3 separate regions of the Homo sapiens genome follow, and all the other regions are linked to region 3. A link is a loop called in an ENCODE intact Hi-C map of the cell type or tissue named here. Cell type or tissue: heart right ventricle. All regions are shown on one strand.

Region 1 (2,500 bases), 120 kb before region 3:
CTCGGCTCACTGCAACCTCCGCCTCCCGAATTCAAGCGATTCTCCTGCCTCAGCCTCCCGAGTAGCTGGGACTACAGGTGCATGCCACCACGCTCGGCTAATTTTTTGTATTTTTAGTAGAGACGGGGTTTCACCATGTTGGCCAGGCTGGTCTCAAACTCCTGACCTCATGATCCGCCCATCTTGGCCTCCCAAAGTGCCGGGATTACAGGCATGAGCCACTGTGCCTGGCCTGTTTTTTTTTTTTTTTAAATATATAATTAGTCCAATCTGTATCTTTCAAAGGTTTACTCTGTGCTGTTTCCTGTTCTCTCTCTTTCCCTCTTCTTCCCCAAGCTATCCCTAATTTTTATATGAGCCTATTTGTTTTTCCAGAACCCCCTTCTGCCAAAGTATCCTCCATCAGGTTTTGTTGATTGCACACACAAAAAAAGGAAGCAGTGTCTTGCTGGCCTGAAAAATGTTAACAGAGGTTCCAGATAGGCTCAATTTGTTTCCAGAAAATACTTCAGATGCTAAAAGACCAGATTTTAGCATGTTTTCAGTTACTTGGGAAGAAACTACTCCATAAATTAAAATCATTACTTTTGTCACTGATGCTATTGTTGGTGTCCTTACAGCAAAGCTAAAAGTATGTAAAATAGTAAACTATATTCAAGGGAAAACTTGAATTCAAATTAGGGACATCAGAGAGGAAACTTTCTTAGAAGAAGACTACCAATTAGAAGCATTTTCCTTTTCCTCCCTTCCCCATCTCCAACCAATGCAAGTCATAGTGAAGCCATTCATCCAAATAGACAAATCAGAGCATGTATTTACCTTGAATGCTTTTGGACCTATGCCTGAAGAAGTGATATTATTTTTACTCAGATCAAGCCTTTCCAAATTTGGTAATCCATTAAATGCTTCATCTGGGATGGAGGCGATGGAATTGCCTAGGACACACAGCGGTTATGTTTTAGGCATGTGTGCATATACATACATGTACACACATGTATGGGCATGTGTGCATAGATATCAAGAGAGAGCTTTGTCTGGAGGAGAAAGCAATACTCAGAACAAGGACAGAATATATATTATATAACCAAAGCATGTTCAGAAAAGTAACAAGCTGGAAATAGATGGTTTAACATAGTTGACATTTTCTCTCTAAGGATTCATCAAGCTGTAAATATATCATGGTTTAGATGAAGGTGCTTAACACAGCCAGAATGTGGTCTGCTGGAGAGTACTGGTAACATTGTACATTTACAACAAAGGTGTGGAAGGTTACACAGAAACTGATTTTTATTCTTCATATTTTCCCATAGCCATTTTCCTGGACTAGAAACATGCCTCTGTTTTTGTCCATGAATGCTCATGCCAATCACTCACCTCCTCTGAGCCTGTCTCCATCTCTGCATAAGAAGCTTGGGGAGATCATCTCCCAGACTCTCTCAGATCTAATGTTATGCCTCTACGGCTTCAATCTACAAAGGTTCCTGTATGCTTTAATTTTATAGGTTTTTGTTTTAACATTTAGTTAAGTTCAGTAGTCAATTTTTAAACCCGGAAAGTGAGCATACCAGTAGTACATACCATAAAAGCCACGTGGTGACCTTCTTATAAAACCATAACAGTGTAGCTCAGCATGGGTCATTTATCTTTTCCAAGGCTTTAGACTTTCACAAATGGGGTTTTCTTAGGGCAGAGCATACCTGGTGTATAGGCCACAGGAGGAAGGGACTTTCCTGAGCATGAGAGGAGTTCCTTAGGTGATCATATGAAAGTAGGATGAAATCCTTTGTCAGAGAGGCCATGGAAGCTTCTATTATGTTTGACACTGGCAGTGTGCTGTCACAGATGGCCATCTCTGCACAAATGTGTTGACCTTTTCAGCTTCCCTCACCCCAGCATCTCCAGGGACACCCGTGGCATGGGGGCCTCATTACCCAGACGAATGCTCCTGCTGCTCCCAGCACCCAAAGTGTCCCCACCAGCCAGCCTCTCACACCTGGTCCTGCTGTTGTTCCACTCAGAGCCCTCCCTGGTGGTCCTATGGAAACATGGGCAGAAGGTCTAGATGACCACATTCCCTCTAGAATGTCAAAAAGGAAGGGAGAAAACAACTGACAGTACCAAGTGCGGGCAGGCTGCAGAGAGGCAGGAGCTCCCCAGCATGCAGGTGGGAAAGGAACAGCCACTTTAGAGAACTGTGGGGCATTTTCTTATAAACTTAAACATGTATTTACCATATCCGCAGTCCCACTCCTGGGCATTGCCCTAGAGAAATGAACACTTAGGTCCACACAAACATCTGTACGTGGATATTTATAGCAACTTTATACATAATCACCCCAAACTGGAAACAACTCAGATGACGTTTAACTGATAGGAAACCCTGCCCCATCCACATGATGGAACACTACTTGGCAGAAGAGAGGAATGAACTACTGATACACAAAACAAAATGGGTGGCTTTCAAAAACATTAGAAGCCAGTCTGAAAGGGCTATGTATTG
Region 2 (2,500 bases), 130 kb before region 3:
AGAAGAAAAAGCAGTGTAGATGTGAGTGGTATGAAAGTGCCAGGCTCCTACAGACAGAAAGATTTAGATAGAAGTAGGAGGAACTTCCAAGCTGAAATAGCCAGCTGAGCACATGTAGGTGAAAGACCATGTGGGTTTGCTCAGGGAGAGAGGAGACTAGCCCTGGAGTGGCTGTGCACAGTGGAGTGAAGGTTGGTGCTCAGAGAGAAGTACACTGGGAGGGCCTTTTTTTACATTTTTTAAATTTTATTTTATTTTATTTAGAGACAGAGTCTTGCTCTGTCACCCAGGCTGGAGTGCAATAGCGTGGTCTTGGCTCACTGCAACCTCCGCCTCCCGGGTTCAAGCAATTCTCCTGCCTCAGCCTCCCGAGTATCTGGCATTGCAGGCCCCCACCACCACACTCAGCTAATTCTGGGAGGGCCTTTGCACCCTGGACAACAACGTCTGGCTCTCATTCTCTAGGCAGCAAGATGGGGATGGCAGGACAAGGGCCACATTTTACAAAGGTTAACCTGGTGGTGGTGCTCAGGATTAATGGAAGTGCTGAGCAACAGGAAGTAGCCAGGCCAGCCAGTAAATTGGGATAAGTGGTTATATTTCCTCATATTCTCTTTCATTTCCAAAACTAAAGGTACTGAGAATCTGACATCTTTCTCTAGTACATAGGTGAAGTTTTGAAATGCAGTGGAAGTTTTTCATTGAAAAATAGATAACAGAAATGAACTAGTGGCCATTACATGACTGAGAGAAAAAGAGAGAAACAGTGCAAATTCAGGACACTGTGTTTTCTTTTGCAATTATTCTCTGGTATATATAGGAAATAGGAGGTAACAGGAAATAGGATGGAGCTAGAGAACGTTTCTTGTAGGTGAGACTTGAGGTGGATGTTGAAAGGATTCATGGACAGGAAACAGGAAGTCTTCCATGGTGGGTGGTACCATGACAGGCTGTGGACATGGCAGGTGCCTCGATGTTCCTGGCAGGCAGCATCACATGGTCATCCACTAGAGCAGCCTCCAGGGCTCCTGATTTAGTTGTTTCAGTCATTAGTGACAACAAAAATGCTTTTAAAGCGTGCCTGGTTTTCCTCAGCTGTCCCTCCCTCCACCTTTCACACCTCTCTCTCAATTGTAAGTCCTTCCCTTTCTCCATAACACGTGTGCACATCTCAGGTGGACTCTGCTCCTCCTGCAGGTAAATTCCCTGCCCTTCAGCAAGGTGTGTGCAGCCCCTTGTGCTGCTCTTTGCTTGCCTTTCACCTTCACCGTGCCTGCTTGCAGCTCCCACAGTATCCCAAATTGTCTCATTTATTTGCATCTTTGTGCTGTTTTCTCTCCCTGGAGTGCCCTCCTTCCCCCTCTCTGGAGCTATAATCTGAAAGGTCATGAGTGAGGAGCCACCCCAAGAGAGATGACGGGAGAGCAGTGGGCCACCTGCTTCCACACAGAAGCAGGGTGCCCTCACAGCACTCCTGGCAGCCAGCCTGACCATCCACAGCATCAGGACTCCCAGCCAGGGGGAGCCCAGCACCCGAGGGGCCAGTACTGCAGTAGCTCTTAGAACTCAGCCCACCCAGGGAGTGCAGCCGGGGGTATCTGAGCCGGAGGACAGAAGCACTGCCGGCATGGGGCCGAGGCTCCTCGGGTGCTCGGACTGTGGAGAAAGGTGGGCTAAGAAAGGCAGGCAGACAGCCCGTTCACCCTGGCTTCCTGTCAACACTCTGGGAATCTAGAAGCATTTGTGAGTGAGGGAGGAGAAGAGTACTCTGGAAGGCAGTTCCAGGGGTGTGTGAAAGCACGTTCACAATCAGGAGTGCATGTTTTATAACATCTCATTTTGATAACCCAACTAAAAGTGTGACTGACTTATAGTTCATATACAGCCTGTTAGTACAGTTGTTCTAAATTGCTGACACCCTTTGGTCTTCAGCAGTTAGAAACTGAATTTTCTAATGTCTTTCCCATTTGGCAGTCTGCATCAAAATTTGTGTTTATTAATGTTTTTCTGTGTGTCCTGAAATCCATCTGGAAATTGAGTATTTCCATAACTAATCCTCAGATTTGGCAATTCTCATTATTATTGTTCTTTTCTCAATACCAGAAGTGTTTTGTTCCTGTGAAGTTTTTTGGGAGCTACAGGAAATAATTGAATTGTTTTATTCCTTTAAAGGCTTTGTTTAATAAATAACATAATAAATAAAAACATAATATGTTTCAAAGCAAGGAAACAGACAGTGTTGAGCACTGTACCTCAAGAGCTATGCTAGACTATTAGGAAGATAAAAAGAAAAGGTAGGCAGTCCTTGTCTCAAAAAAGTACACAGTACAATCAAAGGCATTAGCTAGAATTCATGAAAAGTAAAATGTGATAAAGCCTCTTCTATACAGAGTCACAATATGACAACTTCAGCTGTCTAGCACAGTCCCGAAACAAGCAGAAGAGGGGCCATTTCCAGCAATGTCGAGTGCACAGAACATGGGGCACGCTCACTAAAGGC
Region 3 (2,500 bases):
TTCACAGACCCAGGAAGTACAGGGCCAGTCCTCTTCCCTAAGAGACTCCTGCAGGCTGTCCCTTGGCCTCGGTTCTAAGGGAAGGAAGCCGCCCGCATACAGCCAGGGGCAGGGCAGAGGCACAGGTGGGGTCCCAGGACCCTGGCAAGGGCCTTGTAGCAAGGGACAGTTGGCAGAGAGCCTGTTGTGGGCTGCTGAGAAGGCATGCAGATGGGTTGCAGATCGGCCGCCCCTGGGGCCTGACCCCACCAGGAACGGGCCAGGGCAGAACTCAACCAAGGGAAATTCCCCTTAAAACCTCAATGCACCACCACCTGCCCCAGTTCATCTGGGAGAAACTTCAGCCACTTCTTTTTGATCCCAAGTTTTCTGCTTTAAACCTCAGGGGTAGGTAATGGAAAAAAAAATACAAAAAACAAAAAAACAGATTAGTGCTAAGAAGCTAAGGATCACACAGCAAGTTTTTGGATGGGTCTGCCCACCTTCGTTAGCGCGAAGGCCACTGTCCCGTCATCCTCAGTGGAAAGGTCAAGCAGCTTCTGGTAAAATGCTTCATCATAAGGCCCATCTATTTGTAAGGTTTTTCTGAAGAAGAAAGCACAATAAAAACAGGATGACAAAGCCGCACGGAGGTTGTTTCTTAAACTGCTAACAGTCTACAAAGCCCAGCACCACTAAACATCACACATTTTGTTTTGAAAAACACATAACAGATCTATCTCCCTCATGTTAAACATCAAGGTTTTTAACAGAACTCAGCAAGACCAGAACCAGCGAGCCTTGAAGCTGAGCCTTCTCCTGTTCATGACAAGTAGCATCCTGCGTCAGAGATGCAAGGAAGACCAGCGAGGAAGGAAGAGGATCCTGGCCCCGACTGGACACCGCGGGTGTGGACCCCAATGACCCGCAGTGAAAGCCCAGGACAGAGGCTGGGCTGACACAGAACGACCTGCAGGAGCGCTGCTCAGCTGTGGAGCAACACTGCCCTCTGCAGGCTCAGCCCCATCTTGGGGTTTCGAATTAGCAAGGTCACAGACGTGCTTTCTTTTCTAGAAACAAGTGACCCTGTTCCTCCTTTACAAGGCACTACATTCCAGAGCAGGCCTGGGCACCTGGGAGCGGAGGACTGGGGTAGGAAGTGGCCGGCATGCTTCATCCTCCTGGGAAGCTGTGCCTTGGGAGGCGCATTCTTACCCTGCCCACTCCCACAGTCTCCTCTCAGGGCTGCCCAACAGGGGGACCGCCCGACCTCACCTCTCCTCGGGAAACTCTTCCAGGTATCGCTCAACCCGGTTGTACAGAGGGTAGAGGCCTTCGATGTCCAGCAGGTCCAACATCTGCACCTGGAGGGTTTTGTACAGAAGACAGCCCTTCGGTAACCCCGAGCGCTCTGGGGTGTTTTTTCCTACCGAGAACATCAGGGGAAAACGAGAGCATGTTGATTATCAAAGAACGTGGAGGGAGACACAGGCCGGCGCAGACCGCAGGGCTCATCCTGGGCTCCGCCATACGGGCATCACCACAGGCAAGGACTGCACCCTGGACTGGCACTAAGGACAGACGAGATGACGCTCCCGCCTCACAGAGCTGCTGGAGCTGCAGCGTGCCTGGACCACACTGGATGCACCAGGCCAAGCACAAAGGAGGGAGCAAGAAATGCACATGTCCTGCCTCGTGGCTCTCCTCTCCCAACACAACTCTCAGAATGTCCTTTAGATTCCACCACAACAGCCCTGGAAGTCACTTTATGATCTAAGTTTAGACATAATCCTCATTTTAAGTCAGGTCACAAAATTTCTTCTTTTTCTTTTCTTTTTTTTTTTTGAGACAGAGTCTTGCTCTCTGTGGCCCAGCCTGGAGTGCAGTGGCGTGATCTCGACTCATTGCAACTGCAAGGCAAGGAATTTCTAAGATCCTGCTGACATCCTAAATCTGCAAGACCACTAAAGGAGGAAAACCCTGGGACACTGTCTGCAGAGTCCAGAGCCATGAGCCCACACTGAGAGGCAGGTAAGACCTGGGCTGGCGACAGGCACGAGCTCAGAACCAGCCACACAGAGCCACAGACAGGGGTCAAAGCCACTGACAAGGACCTGTTATATCATAGGGACAGAGGCAGAAACAAAACTCCACTTGCCACTCACAGTTGTTTGGCACCTGTGCTGTACAGGGTGCCAAGTGAGCTTGGGAGGTACCAAGTCCCAGATCATCTCCTGCCACTGAAGGGAGCAACCATCTCCCACAAAGAACCAAACTACAGGCAAAGACACAGTAAGAAAGGTGTCCATGCAGGGGGAAAACTGTAGTCAGCTGCAGATTTCACTAGGACCCGGCACGAAAATGCCAACATGCAGGGAAACAGGAGTAAAAGTTCACATGCCCAACTAGAGGGGATTTGTTAAAATTACAGCAGATCCATGCATGGTCAATAAAGAACAAAATGCATGTGATCTCCAGGCGCCGTGGCTTACGCCTGCAATCCTAACTTTCTGGGAGGCCA

The links. A loop is a pair of places that touch in the nucleus more often than their neighbours do. Peaks named below come from ENCODE experiments on the same cell type or tissue, not always from the same donor. Only the 100,000 strongest peaks of a DNase experiment are listed, where the experiment ranks them.
Region 1: it touches region 3 in a loop (3-fold over the local background); 25 of 110 quality-filtered maps call a loop at or near these places.
Region 2: it touches region 3 in a loop (2.7-fold over the local background); 25 of 110 quality-filtered maps call a loop at or near these places.

The regions. Positions count from the first base shown.
Region 1 is chr9:92,511,192-92,513,691 of GRCh38, forward strand. The region is part of intron 5 of CENPP (centromere protein P); the gene reads left to right. ECM2 (extracellular matrix protein 2) reads right to left here. Exons shown (of 10, transcript NM_001393.4): 5 at 820-935. Among named protein-coding and RNA genes, the nearest start is that of MIR4670, 16 kb to the right of the region's middle. In heart right ventricle, no CTCF peak of the experiment used is centred here; no DNase peak of the experiment used is centred here; H3K27ac peaks cover 1,152 bases.
Region 2 is chr9:92,506,663-92,509,162 of GRCh38, forward strand. The region is part of intron 5 of CENPP (centromere protein P); the gene reads left to right. All of the region lies in intron 6 of ECM2 (extracellular matrix protein 2), which reads right to left. Among named protein-coding and RNA genes, the nearest start is that of MIR4670, 20 kb to the right of the region's middle. In heart right ventricle, a CTCF peak has its summit at 1,523; no DNase peak of the experiment used is centred here; H3K4me3 peaks cover 313 bases; H3K27ac peaks cover 2,500 bases.
Region 3 is chr9:92,633,904-92,636,403 of GRCh38, forward strand. It overlaps IPPK (inositol-pentakisphosphate 2-kinase), which reads right to left. Exons shown (of 13, transcript NM_022755.6): 10 at 1,255-1,405; 11 at 483-585. Among named protein-coding and RNA genes, the nearest start is that of IPPK, 35 kb to the right of the region's middle. In heart right ventricle, CTCF peaks have their summits at 989 (motif pointing left) and 1,191; a DNase peak (open chromatin) is centred at 958; H3K4me3 peaks cover 683 bases; H3K27ac peaks cover 1,692 bases.